2 separate regions of the Homo sapiens genome follow, and region 1 is linked to region 2. Evidence: read pairs that join two places in POLR2A ChIA-PET (ENCODE). Cell type or tissue: CD4-positive, alpha-beta T cell. All regions are shown on one strand. Links, peaks and the distances in the headings refer to the core of each region. The heading gives the core; the rest is flanking DNA.

Region 1 (8,325 bases), core at 11-8,010, 51 kb before region 2:
TGCTCTCCCGGCTGCTCTTATTAAGCAGCAAAATGTTTCAATATGTGGAACTCTGGGGGAGGGATGGGAGAGAAAAATCGGGATATTGTTGAGAAGGAAATAACGAATAACCCTGCCGCCAGCCCTCATACCCCCCACGTGGGGAGATCTGGATGATAGGTGTGTTTTCTCCTGAAATGGAATCCTACTAATTGCCTTTTGGTCAGAAATGTCCAGAGCCAATTGGGGAAGGGGGTAGGGGGAGCAGGTACTAAATAAATTTTCTCGAAGGTTCCAGAGCAAAGCAGTCAGGGATCTGGGTACCCAAGAAGGAAGGAAGAGAACGCTTGAGAAACAGAAGCCAACTCAGAGTGGTGCAGGAAGCTGTGGGGTTTGCTTTTGCTAACTGACATACTCCCATCTCCATCCTTACCTGTCACCTCTCCCCTGCCACCCTGCCCCCCCCCCCACACCCAGGTTAGAAACAACTGTGAACAACTCCCTGTTGCCAGAGATCCACAGAGGAGAGTGAGGGGTGGGGTGCCGCCCACCCCAAAGCACAACCAACTCAGCAATGCAGATTCTATTTTGTGGGTAATGGCCCTGGGATTGGGCAGTGGAAAGGGCCCATATGAGCATTGACTCAGAAATCTGAGCCCCATTCGAGTGAAAGAATGAGCAACGTTCCAAATTTTAAGAAAACACAAATTTGACAACCCAGAAACAACTCCTTAACAAGAATGCTTTTAAATGTTTGAGGTTTTTTAAATTAAAACCTCATAATATGGCTATTTCTATGGCATTTGCAATCCACTTTGCTCTTATAGATACTGCCTAGAAAAAGTGGATCAAGAAGAGGTGTATTCTCGGTGGTGGTTGGGAGGGCGGGCGCAATAGGACTCAATAAGGGGAAGGAGTAACCCTTACGAAAGAAAAACATAAGGGCTCAAAAAGTAAAAGATAACTTCACCGATATCAAGTTTGAGGAATGATTACTTGCATATCGATAATTTGGAACTTTCAAAGAATAAATAATCAGCTCAAAGAAGCCTGGGTCTGCATGTCTTCTTTTGGCTTCGCTTAGTTGTATGTCTTTATTTATGATATGCGTTCATGATTTCTAGCGTTCTTTAAAGTTTCCTAGTAACACCGAGTGGTTTCTAGAAAAGCAGCTGGGGGCAAACTGGTGGCTGTCCTGTAAGAATAATTCATCAGACAGCAGTTGGAATATTGATAAGAAAGCGGAAATCAAATTACAAGAAAGGGAAAGAGAAAGGAAGAGGGAGTGGGACCCAGAGAGCTGGCGGGAGGCAGCGAAGGGGAAAGCTTCAGTGCACGCATAGCTCCTGCACAGCGGCTCCTGCAGCCCCCCAGGATGCGCCTGAGCTGAGGCTGCTTGTGGGCAGGCCCTAGAGAGAGGCAAACTTTGACTCCAGGCACGCAGCAGGTTTAACTCCTCACTGGCTGGGTTCTGGGAGCTCTGGGCACACAGGATAGGCACCAAGAACTAACACATCCTGGAGCTGCCCGGAGTTCCGCTCCTGCGGGCTTAGCAGGAAAGGGTGCCTAAGGTGAGTGCCCACTTGCGTCCGATCCTCTGGGGGCGATGCAGGGTCGGGGCGCCTCAGTGTGTCTCGCTGCTTGTTCTGGTTGCAGTCGGGAAATGTGGGACTTTGGGGTCTTCTCCTTTCTCCGGCTTTCTTTTTTCTCCTTCTTTCCTCTCTGTTTTCTTGTAAATTACACTTCGACTTTCAAAAAAAAAAATGTAGGGGACCGGTGGGGTCGCTGGGGTTGGGGGAGAGACTGAAGAAAGTGCGCCTGGGCGGAGGCGGCGAAGGGAATCTCTGGGCCCGAGGAATATACCTTGTCCCTGCACTAGTGTGTGTTCTCTTGTGGCTTGAGGAGCCAAAAAAAAAAAAAAAAAAAAAAAAAAGCTGGAATTTGTTAGTGGGGAGAAAAGTGCTTTATCAGAAACACATTGGCTGCCAGAGAAGCTGTGAGCCGCCACGTTAAAGATGGTTAAGAGAAGGAAGGAAAGGAAGAGGAGAGATACGGCCGCCAGACTGGGCTAAGTCAGGGAGAGACCCACTCACGCAGAGGCACCTGGCAACCTAGGGTGGCTTTTGCGCCTTCCAGCCCAAATTATCAGACCTAAGTAAGACTCTCCTGCCACTAAAAATGAGGACCTGACAGTCATTGTAGCAGTCTCTTCCCAAAAACCTATTTTCTAAGGGGCCTCCACAGACCTCCCTAACCTTGCGTTAGTCTTCCTCCGTCCCCGGGCCACCAGCAGGGAAGAGCAGCGCAGCTGGATGCTGGCAGAGAAAGGGTGGTGAGGAAGTCAAGCAGGTCTGTGCACTGAGGGGCGAGTGTTGGCAGCTCTGTAAGCTTCTGCTCCTCAGCCTGCAAGAAAGGGGAGTCCTACCTCTGTCCTGGTCGCGTTCTCTCCTCAACACGCACCAAGAACTAGAACATCCTGGTTTCCAGAACAAGCTGCGGGCATCCCCAGTTCGAAACTGCCCAGGCCCTGGGGGAGGCGGCAGTCTGATTTCGGGCAGGGGAGAGTAAAAGGACTGTAGGGAGGAGACCCAATGGTGTGAGGTGGCTCTCAGTTCTCACCGTCCCCTGGCCTGAAGCCCGGGGACGGGACTGAGGCGTAGGGAGAGTGCTCAACACCCAACCACTCGGACCCTCCCTCGCCGGACTAGGCGGATCTGAGCTTCCCAAACCCCTACAGTCTCTCCATCTGCATCCCCACTTCATCACCATCCCACCGTCTCTCCCTCGCTCCACTCGCGGGTAACCGAGGCTTCTCCCTCCCAGGCTGGTTCTTGGGCGTTCCCGACCCTTAGCTACCCACGATGTTTCAGACAGTCCCCGACACGTCGTCTTACATCAAGGTAAGACATGGCAGCGTCTTTAAACAGGTGATGACCCCCAGCTTCTACCCCACCCGGGCCTATGGTCCCTTTTCCCTTTCCCCGGGAAAAAGGGGTAGGGGTGGAAGTGGGCCCTACTCTCGGCTCGTGGATCTCAAGCTAGGGCGCTCCTGGCCAGATGAGAGTGGCACAGACCCTCGGGAATCCTAGGTTGAGAAGCAACGCTCCTGGCGGCTAGTGTTTGGGAAACTTGGAGCAGGAGAGCCTGGCGAAGCCTGTGCAGGAAGACCGAGCAGCTCGCCGCGTCAGGTCCCAACGGGTGGGGTGCTCTGAGCGGCTGGCGCACAGCGTGTTCCCTGCATTAAGCGCGTGCGCGCGCTTGTGTGTGAGCGCGTCTGTGCATGTGTGCATGCGTGCGCCTGTTTGCATGTGGGCGTGTGTATGTGGGGTTGTGTGCGGGTATGCGGGCGCCACGCGCTTCTCCTACAGGTGAGACACGCGCTCAGTCCTCGAGCCCACCTTCTTTGGCCCCGCCCGCCCTTCGGAAGCGCAGATTGCTATATTTGACAGCACATCGAAGGGTTTTGGTTTTTTTTTTTCTTTTCCACAACAGTTTCCAAGAATGTAAACAAACTGAAGCTGGGACACCTGGGTTACAAGTTAAATGAAAATCCGCTGGCTGGGTGGGGCGGGGAGTGCGCACCAGGAGGCCCTGCTCATGGGAGGGGCGGTGACTGGGTCCCCTCACGCCATGCAGCCGCGACCTGACGCCCTCCGAGTAGGGACCCAAAGCTTAGGACCATCTGAGTCAGTCCGAGAGCGGAGGAGGAAGGACTCTCCGCAGTGCTGCAAACACCCGCATACTTTTCCCAGATCTCTGCCCCGCCCTCCCCATCCTGAAGCCCCGCCTCCAAGTGCTCCCCAGACCGGTCAGTGAGGCCCAGCTGAGCTCCCTCGAGTGTCGGGCAAATGCCAGGGCAGTCCCTGGCCCTGTGTGATGGGATGCAGACTCTCGGGTCCTGTCCAAGGATTGCCAATTATGCGTCCAACCCTCCTCAGATCTCTCTAAAGGAAAACTTGTCACACGGACGCATCTTCCCGTGTGAAGCAGTCACTCGTCATTTCAGGAAGGGAAGGCCTAATCCTAGAGGCTTGGCCCAAAAAGGGGTGTTTCATTGACAATGCCTGAGTGAGTGAATGAATGAATGAAATACAGTGTAATTCATGTAGCAATAACCAGTGAATGGATGGATAGCAAAATGACTCCCAGGAGGTTACAGAGCATACTTTAAGGTTAGACTAAGGCGCGCACGGATTCGCTGTCCCCAGTTTTCCTGAGAAGTTTAGGAAGAGTACTCGGGTACTCCCACCACTCGGAGTACCCGAGCCCGGCAAGAGGAGCTCTCACTTCTAGCTCTGCACTGAGGATTGTAAATGGCCCCGGGGAGGGGAGCTGCAGTCTCTCTCCCACTCATAGGAACCCTCGAGTCCATACACACCCCGGGACCCAGGACCTCAGGGATGAGGAGCCCTAGAGGGGCACGTGGGAGCCCCGGAACCCGACTCAGGCCACGGGTCAGGGACAAAGCGGAGGCGAGGAGACGGCAGTCTGGGAGCTGTGGGCCGCCAGAGAAGCTGCTCGCTGCAGGAGCTCTTTTCAAGGTGGAAAAATGGATTTTTCAGCAGCCACAAAGTTTGTATTGTTGCACAAAGGGGTGCATTGATGGCGGCGAAAGGTCTGCGTGGCAGGGACAATCTTGAGTCTGTTCCACCGGCTCCCTCCATCGAACATTTGCCAGAGGGGCACAAACAGTTGCAGGCTGCCAAGCCCCTGCCGTTGTCCGGCAGGCACCCGGCTCAGGAGTTGTTGACAAACACCGCAGGCCCAGGCGCCCAGGCCCCATGAGGGAGGAGCCCAGCCTGGCCCCTAGGGGCCAAGGGTGCCGGCTCCACCGGGGTCACGATCTGAACAGTGGTCTGGGCTCTGAGGGGTCCCACAGAGAGGTAAAGGAGGTAATTGCCCACATAAGAGCGCTTTAGGTAGGAAAGGGGCAGGGAAGAACAAGGGAAAGGGAGAGAGGGAAGAGGGTGACACTTGGAGACACTGACATGCAGTAGTTGATGGATAACCGCAACGACATTCATAGCTACCTCTCAGATCTTACCTTCGCCAGCCGCTGCTCTAAGCGTTGTGTCTGTATTAGCTCATTTAATATTAACAACAATCTTAGGAGGTAGTCCATTCTGCAGGCGAGAAACTGAGGCATTGTGAGGTTAATGTGATGTGAGGGGCAGAGCCAAGATACATAGAGTAATGACAAAGTTGTGCTGGCTGCCAGGCAAGTTCTAAAGGCTTATTTCGTCTTTACAACAGCCCTTTGAGATAAGTCCTATTATAACCCCATTGTACAGATGAGGACAGTGAGGCACAGGGAGGTTAAGTAACTTGTTCAAGCCCTCAGAGCTAGTAAGTGTAGAGCTAGAATTCAAACCTAGGTGCGCTAGTCCTCAAACTGGAACTTCCGCTCCTGATATTTTGTTTAAGGATGGAGGCGTGGAGGGACCAGGAGACCCAGTGGAGTAACCCTGACCCGCACCTGCACGATGCCCGCGGAGTGCAAAGCACTTTCTCCTAGCGCGCAGAGCATATATCTGAAAGCTTCTCGCCCGTCCTCCGCCCAACACCCCCGCAGGACTGGCAGGGTCCTCCTTTTTTTCTCCTTGTGTACCCCCCAGGTTCCTTGCTCTAACTCCTTCACTTATCAGCCTGAGGATTGGGCCCAGGCTGCATTCTGAGGGAGATGCCGTCTTCCGCCTGTCCCCCGGACGAAAGGAGGTTGCTAGCCCCAGAATGTTCACAGTGACCCACCCCTAAGGTGGTCTTGCCGGCGGGTCTCGAAGCTGAGTTTCAAGACCACGGATCTGTTCTTAGAATGAATGCTGTTTGGGGCGGCTGGGAGGAGGGGGTGTGATGGAGATTGGAGAAGCTGAACCCACCTTGGCCCCATCCCAACGGCCCCATCTTGGATCCGCCACTGGGCGAGGGTCTGGACACCTGGCTGGTCTCCACCTCTTGTCAGCCTGCTCTCTCTGGTCAGGATTGGACTCCCTCGGGGTTTCCTCAGCGACGCCGCGTGGTCTGGGGGCTCGGAGACCCTCCTCCTCCCCAACCCGCCCGCCCCCGGCCCTCCCGCCGCCGCGGCCTCCCACGTAGCGTTCTGAACCCGCTCAGCGCTAAGGCAAGAACCAGCGTGGGGAGCGGGCCAGGCGAGCAGAGGCTCTAAATCTTCCTTCACTCTGTGAGTAGATGAAGTCTGAGAAACAAATTCAAAGCAGGCGCGCCTGCAGAGCCTTCCTGCAGAAATATTCCCCGGCATTCAAGCGCATCCAGGGGCGGCTTGAGCTGCCTTGTTTGGCTAAGGTCAGACGAGACTCGAGTTCTCCAATAAAAATAAATCTCAAATTAATTATGGCCTCGAGCGAGAGGCCAGACACTTGAAGCTGCATTTGTGCAGTCTGGAGTTTTGGCGCTTGCCCGCCCACCCCTCCGGTTTTCTCCCGCCCTCTCCTCCTCCCCCTTTGCCAGCTCGGATACCCGCTGCGGCCTCGCTGGACCAGAGGGGCATGGGAGGGGAGGACGAAGGACGGAGGGAGAGGAGCGGCCCGAGACATTCTGCCAGGCCTGGCATCCTGCGGAGTTTCAAGTGACGGAGCCACCCCTGGGTCTGTTACCCCAGGGACCAGGCTCAGATCGTCAGGTCCGCCCACCCCAAACCCAGTCTGGGGCCGAAGAAGCCCGGGAAGCCCGTGTCTGGAAAGTCTTGACCGGGTCAAAAGGGCTGACATTGAGCGAGCCAAGACACGTTTCGACCCGCCGCTCCCCTCCCGGGGGAAGCAGGACTTCCGCATCTTTGAAAATACTGTCAAGTGCGAATGGTGCGAGGCAAGTCGTCTCACCAGCGTTCCAAATGAAAATGCTCCAAATCCAAATATTTCCTGAGTATTCACGCCCATGTGCACGGTTTCTGTAAGTGACCCCAGACTTGGAAACATGTGGTGGGCTGTTTTGTTGTTGGGACATTTTTTTCTCCAGTTGGTAGCTTTTGTTTTAAATACTGGGAAGAGCTTCCTTGGCTGTGAGCTGCCTCTGACTTGAAAACCAGCCCCGAGCTGCTGGAAAGTGAGCTGTCGCCGATGGCACTCATACCAGCTCCTGTTCAGCAGCTCTGCCCAGTCTGGGAAAGGGCGAGGCCATTGGAGCCATGGTAAGCCAGGAAAGAGGGTGTGCACAAGTGTGTGGGCAGGGGCAGCCTTCCCCAAGCTGGGCCCAGAGACTAAGGAAAGAGGAAGGAGAGAAGAGAGGAGGGAGAGGAGAGGGAAGGGGAGGTCTGCCCCACTAACACAAGACAGTTTTCATTTGTAGGCCCTCACCGCAGGCTCTCTATCAATTTGTCTCAATGCAAACATTCAAAATATCCCCTTTGGCTGCTCGTGAAAACAATGTGAGCTGCCAGGATCAAACCATCTTTCCAGATGTCTGGTGGTAACCACATTAAACAGGGTAGACTTGTTTACTATTGTGCTTGGTTAGGGCGCTTCCCCCATCCCCTTTCAGGATTTAAAAAAGCAGCAGTAGCAGTGGAGTTGACCATCAAACCCTGAGTTACATAAAAGTGGGGCAAACTGACCTACGGGCATGCCAACACTGGATGGAGGAAATCCGAGATTCCCGCAGGCATCTAGTCAGAGTTAGGTGGGGTCTTCTTTCTGGGTGGAGACCTCTGTGAATGGACAGGAGCTTCTCCCAGGGGGCTGAAAATCGCCAACAACAGTGGCACCAGTGCCAGTCTGTGAGTCCCAAAGGGCCGGGGTGCCTGTGTCTATGCATCTAGTGGTGCCTGTGCCAGGCTCTCCACTACCCCCCGCCCATCTCCAAAACCATGAAATTGCCGTAGCTTTGGAGAAACAGAAAGTGCGATGGAGTTCCACAGTTAAAAACTAAAGGGCAAGTCTTCAATTTAATCTAGTTCCATATTGAATAATTCCAGTGGGGGAGGCAGCTGGTGCTGAAAGGAATTGGGGGACAGTATAGGAATGTTCGGGTGACTACTGATTAATGTAGTGAAGATGATCTGTCACTTGCCAGACCAACAGGAGTTGGAAAGAGAAACCTAGCCATGGTGTCTGCCACAGAGGGACCCTCTAAAGTGCTAGGAGGAGGGTGGGGGGCAGTCGCCACCTGTGGGATGCCATGAACAGCCTCTGCAACTGGCCAGCACCAGGAAGGGGGGCCTCCTGGTGGTGGAGTTGGAGTCCTTTCTGGCTGAATGAGGAGCAATGTGGCTGGGGTGTGCGGGTTTCTGGTGAGGTCCGGGTGGGAAGCCGTCTCTCCGCATTCTCCTGAAAGCTCTGTTGTAGTTTGAAGGTCGGTAGAGCCTGGGCTGAAAAGGAAACAATTTGGGGTTTG
Region 2 (8,325 bases), core at 53-8,052:
GAAAAATAGTATCAATATGGAAAAATAAATGTACTAATTGCTGTAGTGTTTGTGGGCAAAGAATGCAGCTGAGAAAGTGCAGCCTCGTGGAAAGGGCCCCACGGAAGGGAGTCCAGAGGGTTGGCCTCACACTCTTCCCCTTCCCGCTTTATGACCACGAACGTAGTCCTTCAGAACCTTTGTTTCTTCATCAGCAAAGTGGGGGAGGGGAATAATCCTGCCTTCTTCTCCAGTTTATTAGAGTAATTAAATAAGATTATAGATGTGGGAAGGCTCCTATTAAGATCAATGTCTTAAACTATAAAATAATCTACAATTTTCCTTGTCATTATTATTACTGATAACAACAAAATGAGGGGAAATAAGTCTAGAAAATGCATCATCTGCCTGTTCCATTAAAAAGAGACAGAGGCAGAGATGGAGCTGGACACAAGAATTCAACCAGCCTAGGACTTTGTTCTGGCACCTCAGTGTATATTTAAAGTCCTGTATAATAACATAGAAGTAATCATGGTTATCGCTTATTTGTATTGATGGATTTAAGGTGGGCTTTTTATTTCTAAGGTTTGGATACATCTAAGAAAATAGCATACTTCCTAAGATACCATTTGATTTTAATTTTCAGAGAGCTGATCACCAATTTGGGAGAACTTTGTGACTGTATGTTTGGTATAATTCCTTTAGAGATCAATTTGATGATGGAGAAATAATCCTCACATTATCCACATTATCAGATGTCTAGATAAGATAGGAAAGGTAACTTTATCACAGCTGTGTGACCCATGATGGCCTAGGTAGCTGAGTGAACCAGAAGTCTGAACTTGGAAACTAAGTTGTAAAGTTCTTATGAACTTCCTAGGGCTTCCTGAGCCTCCCCCCACCTTTAGATGCCAAGTCTCTTTGCAAATTCATATCATTCCTGCAAACAGAAAATAGTATTTAGAATAATAAGATGTTTTTCAAATTTTCCTTCAAGGGTCCTATGAGCTGGCCTGATAAATTGTTTAACTTTGAAGGGAATTTTGAACAAATAGGACAAGACAATCGAAACACGTATCTAGAATTAGGACATGGTTGATCCCGAAGTTCTTAAATACTGAAACCTCCTTGTGGTATGCAGAGGCCAAATTGATCATCTTTAGGCAGAGATTCCTTAGACATGATCGATGAGGCTATCCATCTAGCGTAACACTGAGACTTTCTTGTGTAAACCCCTCACACCCACTAAACAGGAAATGCAAGCTACTAGAGCTGAACATTCAACCACCCCCTAAGTCCCCACCCTCCACCCCCGCCCAGCATAAGAACATTATTCTTTGCTTTCCTTTCCGAAGAGCTGTAGGCATTCATTCATATATGCAGAGCAATCAGACATCATTAGACAAAGAACACCTGATAATAATTCTCACATTTTGGAATCTTAAGAAACTTCCAATGAAAGGGGTGATACGAGTTGGTAAGCCACAGCTTTTGGCGGTAGCATGAGCCCTCTGGCTTCTGAAACCCTAGAGGCCACAGATAAGATACACTCTTGTAGCAGGCTTGTCATACTTGAAATTCTAACTGGTAGCTTGATATCCTGAGTTGCTTTCTCACTTGAGCAACTTTGGTTGAGAATGTAGGAACCTGGAAAGATTTCTTGAGACATGCTCATTTTAGACACACCCAGAAACATGCCAGGTACAGATGACAATTTCCACTATAGGTAAAACATCTCAAAACAGAAGCCTAAGCTGACAGTGGACCAATAACTGCATTGTTTATTGGTTTCCCAAGGCAAATGTTCAGCAAATTCTGTATATATAATCAACAGAAAATTTTGTTCAGATTCTAGAAAAGATAGCTGCTGTTTTGTATATGTGTGTACTTTCTGCTATAGTAGTATTTGCATAAGTTAAATATTTTCAGTGCAATTTTTATTAGTTTTCAAAATGCACTTTTGTGGGTATCTGTGTGTATGCAGGTGTGTGGGGAGAACCATGAACAAGACAAAGACCCCTTGTCACTGAGGGCAGAGCCTGACTCAGCATCCCAATACAGCCCCTGGTTTGCATTCTTCCCAAAGGAGGCACATTCTAACAAACAAACAACCATGCCAAGCCTCCGACCACAAACCCAACCAAACATTTTCAAAAAGATGTATATATTTCTGTGAAAGAATATGGATATCTTTCAGTGCTCAAGAGGCAGTATTCTGCAGTAGATCTAACTCAAGTGGATAGGGACTTCGGAAAGCCCTTTTTCAAACTGAGTTTGTTGAATCCAGCTAGCTACATGGAAGGGATGGCAGGGCTCAGTGGGAGCAGGACACAGTAGGGGAGGCCAGGGTGCAAGCTCATCCACTCCCTCATCTGTAAAATGGGTTAGTTCCCTGACCACCTCACCACACTATTGTCAGGCCTCCTTCACTGGGAGCTGAAAAAGACAAACGCTGAAGCAGAAAGGAGGGTTTTTACAAACAAGGCTTGAATGATAGACACATATGGGGCATGCGTCTCCCATCACAGCCCCCACCACACCGGAACACGAGCTCTGTTCAACATGGTCCTCCTCTCTAATGTCTATGAGTTCTAGAACTTGAACAAATCTTTGTCAAGAATGTAGTCCAGCTCTGTCTCCAAACCATGAACTCATCTGTGAACAAGACATTTCTATTTTCCTTTATCTTTAAAAATTTATTTTAAATGAAATAAATGATGCATGAATGTATTCTGTAGAAAATTTAAATAGAGATCGAGGAAAAGCCCTCTTGCCTCAGGGTACCCCATAATCTCACTTCCCATCCTAGAAATGGCCATCCAGGGCTTATTGAGGTACCTAAGATAGCTTATGTGAATGATGTCACTTTTAGCCTTAGGAAATGTTCTTTTGGGCTCAGTTCCAGTTACTTTTGTTGTGAGGTTCTTGTGGAAGGTTCACTTTCTATCTACCTGCAGACAAATGCTCGGAGCTTATGATATATAACATCAAGGGCTTGCTTGGCTGTCAGAAGTAGGATTGCTTAATCAAAACCTGTGTGGAAATAGCCTGTTATCTCTATGGACTTAAATGGTCATCAGCAGTTCCCCAAATTCAAGACTCCCATGACAATACCATTGAGTTCTGAAGCTGGAAGGGATCAACAAGACGAGGTTCTACCATTGTTTGAGCCTTAACAAGTCATGGCAAGGTTTTACCTTAATATTGTCATTATTACAGTATAATTTTAGAAGAATGAGTTTATAGGGGAGCAAACATTCTCCATGCTCCCCTTAACGTCACCCTGCTCTCCTGACTTAAGTGCCATCCGCCTTATTTTATAGAAGAAAATACTGAAACTCAAGACCCGCTACCTGGGCAGGGGAGGAGCAGAGACCAGAACCCTGGACCTCTGGCTCCATGCTGTTTCTACTCTACACTCCATCTTCCACATCTGCTTTTTGCTAATATCCCATAGCTAAGAAATAAGATATAAACAATGCCTTGAAATACAAGACAACCAAGGCCTCACCTTTCTCTCATTACTCAAATGATGCAAAGCCCGAAGCCCTCTCCACCTGACTTCATCCACTACCGCCTGAGCTCTCCAAATGCTTCCAGGTGGGACACCCAAGTTCAAGGCCCCTTTGATTCCTGGTTATCTTCTAGCTGCTGAGCCTCTGCATTGTATAGCGTGAACAGAGCCCAGCTTTGCAGCCAGAAAGATCTGGCTTTTACTCCTGGCACCCCACTTCAAGCTGTGTGACATTGGACAAATCACATATCCTAGCTCAGGCGCAGTTTCTTTACCTGTGAACCGTCTGTCCCACCTACCTTAAAGAGTTGCCATGAGGGCCAGACAATGCAATGACTAAGAGCGCTTTGGAAAGGAGAATGCTGGATGCAGGTGTCGTCGTTATTAGTGTCCAGCCCATCCTTTTTATGTGCAGCTCTGTGAAGACATCTTCCCTTGATGTCAGAACCAAAAAACCCAAGCAAAGCAAAGACCCAGGGCTACATTTCTGCTCTGGAGTCTCTTGTATGACAGTATCTATGTTGGGCTTTTCAGTGTGTAAACCGAAACAAAACAAAACAAAAAAGAAGAAAAATCAGCAGCAAATACTGCTTGGTTTTGCATTTTCCCTTCTGTTTTCTGATTAGAGTCTCTATGGCTTATGAGTGCAGAGAGAACCTCAAAAGATCATGTTTGCTGCGGATAAGCACCAAACTCGATGTTTATCAGCACTTATCTCCTGCAAACTCACTCTCTGGAGGCTTCAAAGGCTGAGGGAGATCTCTTAGCCTTGCTCTGAGGAGACAGGCAGGCACTCCTCCCCGGGGCTTCAGCTGCAGGTGTGGCCCAATAGCACTTGCTCCATTCTTAGGAACGTGGTTCTCTTGCTCTTCCCCATGCAAAAAAAGGAAGCAGCAGGTTTACTGAAGGTATGGGGATGAGCTGTGGGGTAGAGGGAGCAGGAGAAGAAAACAAGTATTTTAAAACAAGCCCGGAAAGGCTGAGAAAGTAGGTAGAGAGGGAAAGGGAAAGGCACACTCCTTACGCTCCTGCTGCCCCCACCCCTCAACCCCCCTGCCCCACCCATCTCAGTCTTTAATCTGCCAAACAAGCCCGTGAGCCTTCAAAAGGCATTTTAATTCACTTCATCTGCTCCCAGCTCACCTTCCCTACCTCCTTTGGGTCTGCCCACTACTCTCCATTCCCAAGGATTGTTGGCTGAGAGTGGGACAGTGGGAGGGAGGGAGGCAGTGGTGTGGGCAGGGGGAGCCAGCATTTTATTAGGCTGTTGAATTTGATTTATTAGGGGGGAAAAATCCTTCGCTTGCTTGCCACACAGGTTATTCTCAAAGTGAAAACTCTATTTTACTTCGAAAAAAAAATGGTGAAAGTGCCTACAGTTATGAATGGAGCTCTTTGTTACCTTCCAGATCGACAAGACAGACTGTTTGGTTCATGTCTGTGCACCAGCAAAGGAGTGTGGGGGCCTGGGAGACAGATGTGGCCTTAATTGCATGGAAATATTAGAAGATCGTTAAGGCATTTTGACAGGATTTTCCTCTAGCTGTGGGAGCAAAGGGCCACGTCTGAGCCGCATCAGGCCTGGCCAGAGCCACTGGCAAGGTCTCTCATCCCCACGTGTGAGGGACACATGGGCCTTGGTTCACGTGCCCTAATATTGGTAGGGAATAGATGTCTCCTTGTCACCAACTTCCACCCCACATCTCTGCCCCATAAGCGCAGAAAGCAATCTCCCAAGAAACCCTAAGGCCTGTAGCGGGAGTTGGAAGAGAAGCTACCTAGTGAAATAAATATTTGGGAATGTATACGCACAAGTACATGGACAGAGAGAGATCAGACCATCTCCAACCTGAAAGGTGCACTCCATAAGGCTCTCCAGGGACCCACACGGGCCTGAAAGAGGAAATGTTGTCACGACAAATTATGGTGTCTAAAGACAAAACCTTTTCTATCTATTCACTTCTTCCCTTTCAAAGTAACATTTGGTTACAGAAGTCATGACCCATGAGAGTCCTGTAATTAAGTCAGAGAAATCCTTAAACACTGTTGGCTCGCCAAAGAACGAGACCCCATAAATATGGTCAACCTTGTTTCTCCTAGGCTGGCCTAATCATGGTTCCAACATACTTTTAGCTCCCCACTTTTTCCCCCACTTGCCCTGGTTCATTTTCTGCATGCTCAGAGAATGCAAATATTTTCACATTAGCTTAAATTAAAAATAAGTAGGAGGGTTAGTCTGCTGGGAGGGAGGGAGAAGCCCCGCCCAAACTACAGTTCAGTAATCCCTTTGGGTTATGACAGCAATGTTTTAGATCAGCTCTTCCTCACTTAGATCAGACAATGTTGGCAGTCAGACCAGGAGTAGATTAGTATTATAGGGTCCTCCCTTCAGAGGGGTACACCCCTACAGCTCAGAGGCCACTTCTTAGAGTTGGGGTGGTAGGTGGTTGCTTAGATGATGTTTGGGCCTCAGCCTGGTGCTAATGGGGATGGGGACTAGGTGAACAGAAAGGAAGGCTGGTGGAGAGATGAGGAAGGAGAGAAGGTGCAGCCACAGAGATCCCGTTCTCATGCCAACGTTGTTGTTAACCCAGAGGGAAAAAGGGAAGAGCTCCCAGGCACGTTGGCACGCCAGCATCCCCAGGCTGGGTTTGACATTTAAGGAGCACCAGCAATGAGTTAAGGGGCTAAAGGCCCACAGTCTGCAAGCTCTGGTTTAAAATACAGTCACTCAGCCAGGCATGGTGGCTCATGCTTATAATCCCAGCACTTTGGGAGGCTGAGGCGGGCGGATCACTTGAGGTCAGGAGTTGGAGACCAGGCTGGCAAACATAACGAAACCCTGTCTCTACTAAAATACAAAAATTAGCCAGGTGTGGTCATGGGCGCCTGTAATCCCATCTACTCGGGAGGCTGAGGCAGGAGAATCGCTTGAACCCGGGAGGCAGAGGTTCCATTGAGCTGAGATCGTGCCAGTGCACTCCAGCCTGGGCAGCAGAGTGAGACTCCGTCTCAAAAGTAATAAATAAATAAATAAAATAAGACACAGTCATTCTGCCTACGGTGACTCTTCAGGCCAGAGCCCCCAGCCAGTCCGGATGCAGGGGCAACTTACTGTGGACTCTCTCTCCCGCCTTTCCAGAGGACTCCAGATCTAATGGGTGTTTCAGGACCCTGCAGTGAGAGCCACAACAATGGAGAAAGTGCCACAGTCAAGCCTTTGTGTCCCCTTCTCCTTCTTGCTGTGTGATCTGCAGAGGAGGGGATAAAAGGCTCATCTGAGGTCCTGGCTGGCTCTCTGTGACCAGAAAGTCCCTGAGCCAATGAAGTGTTAATGCCTTTGCCCCTCCCCCCGATTCCTGCTCAGTTCACGGCTTTCCTGTCCTCTGAAATCCCTTCCTTGGTAGCCAGTTGCACCACCTCTTTACTTCAAGTTCTGCCACCTTCTCCTGAGGCAATGGCTCCCTTGCTTGGTTGGTTTCTGGGATGCTGAGTGGGGGAGGCTGGGGAAGCTTGTGCCTGGACTGTCTCGGGAGCTCCCAGTGACGGTGACAATGCACTGCTTCCATTTGTAAATGCCATGTGCTTTCCAGAATGCTTTTGAGGACCTTATTGTTATTTCATCTAAGCTTCAAACATAGCATCGTTCCTACCATATTTAATTCAGACTCTTTTCTCCTTTCCTGTCGTCACTTCCCCATCTGTGTGCACAGCCTGTGTTTACACAGCAGGTTTGCCGCAGCTACTCACTTGTCCAGGGTTACCATGCATATTCCCATAATAATCTGCGTTTCACCCATTTAGCTCACTGTAGAAACTTAGCCAGTTCCATGGAGGAAAAGTCCCACAATTCTCCTAATCTCATAGTCATCAACAACGCCATTAAAATGATGGCATCATTTTTCCATAGACATATTCCTGGCTTTTATCAACAGTGCCCAGCACATAGAAGATATCCAATAAATATTTGCTAAATTAATGAATGCATCAGTGAATGAGTGTTCTTTTGTGTGACAAATCTGTTTTATGGCCCCATTGTGAGACAAGACATGTTAAAGAAATATCCAGAGTGACCTTTGCATGTTTCGAGGAGCACATAGTCTGGTCACCAAACACAAGTGTCCACAGCCTGTGCTCTCCAAGATGGTAACCACTCATAACATGTGGCTTTTTAAATTCAAATGAACTAAAGTTGACTAAAATTAAAAATTCAGTTCCTCAGTCACACCAGACACATTTCAAGTCCTCAATAGCCTCACAAGGCGAGTTGCTTCTGCATTGCATGGTGCAGATTTTAGAACAGTGCCAGCGTCACAGTCATCTCCCCTGGACCAAATCAGAGAATTCAACTTCTTTCTATGGAAATGAATAAGAAGTTTAGGTAAAGGTTTTTGTTTCTTGATCCTGATTTTATTTTAAGATTGATGCTGACGAGTATGCATTTGTTGGTTTTACGTGGAATCGTCAGCACATTTTACAGGCCATTCAGGCTGATGTTATACCTGAGAGCATTTCTGGTTCATGATTAAAAGAAGCAAGAGGACCACAAGGTTCCCCATGGACATTTTGCTCTCACAGTTTCCCAAGAGAGAAAGGTTTGAGAAGGTTGGCTTCACTGGCTTCATTGACTTTGGGTTTCTCATGAACATCACCAACCTATAATGAACATGGGAGATCTCAATCACACAGAAAACCAGGTGGAAGTAGCAGTGCGAGAACTGGGAGCCATCTGGACATGGTGGCTCATGCCCGTAATCCTATCACTTTGGGAGGCCAAGGCAAGAGGACCACCTGAAGCAAGGAGTTCAAGACCAGCCTAGGCAACATAGTAA

Evidence for each region. ChIA-PET counts read pairs that join two places held together with the same protein. Peaks named below come from ENCODE experiments on the same cell type or tissue, not always from the same donor. Only the 100,000 strongest peaks of a DNase experiment are listed, where the experiment ranks them.
Region 1: POLR2A ChIA-PET joins it to region 2 with 14 read pairs; 13 of 35 experiments call an interaction of 5 or more read pairs at or near these places.

Annotation. Positions count from the first base shown.
Region 1 is chr11:128,683,823-128,692,147 of GRCh38, forward strand. SENCR (smooth muscle and endothelial cell enriched migration/differentiation-associated lncRNA) reads right to left here. Exons shown (of 3, transcript NR_038908.1): 3 at 7,850-8,299. It overlaps LOC101929538 (a long non-coding RNA gene), which reads right to left and starts at 3,100. Exons shown (of 2, transcript NR_135072.1): 1 at 2,405-3,100. It also overlaps a transcript of FLI1 not described here. RefSeq lists an enhancer at 2,266-2,405 and a silencer at 3,163-3,362. In CD4-positive, alpha-beta T cell, for the core only: no CTCF peak of the experiment used is centred there; DNase peaks (open chromatin) are centred at 2,359, 3,239 and 3,699; H3K4me3 peaks cover 2,060 bases; H3K27me3 peaks cover 4,013 bases.
Region 2 is chr11:128,734,886-128,743,210 of GRCh38, forward strand. The region is part of intron 1 of FLI1 (Fli-1 proto-oncogene, ETS transcription factor); the gene reads left to right. Among named protein-coding and RNA genes, the nearest start is that of SENCR, 43 kb to the left of the region's middle. In CD4-positive, alpha-beta T cell, for the core only: no CTCF peak of the experiment used is centred there; DNase peaks (open chromatin) are centred at 1,246, 1,496 and 4,246; H3K4me3 peaks cover 821 bases; H3K27ac peaks cover 4,158 bases.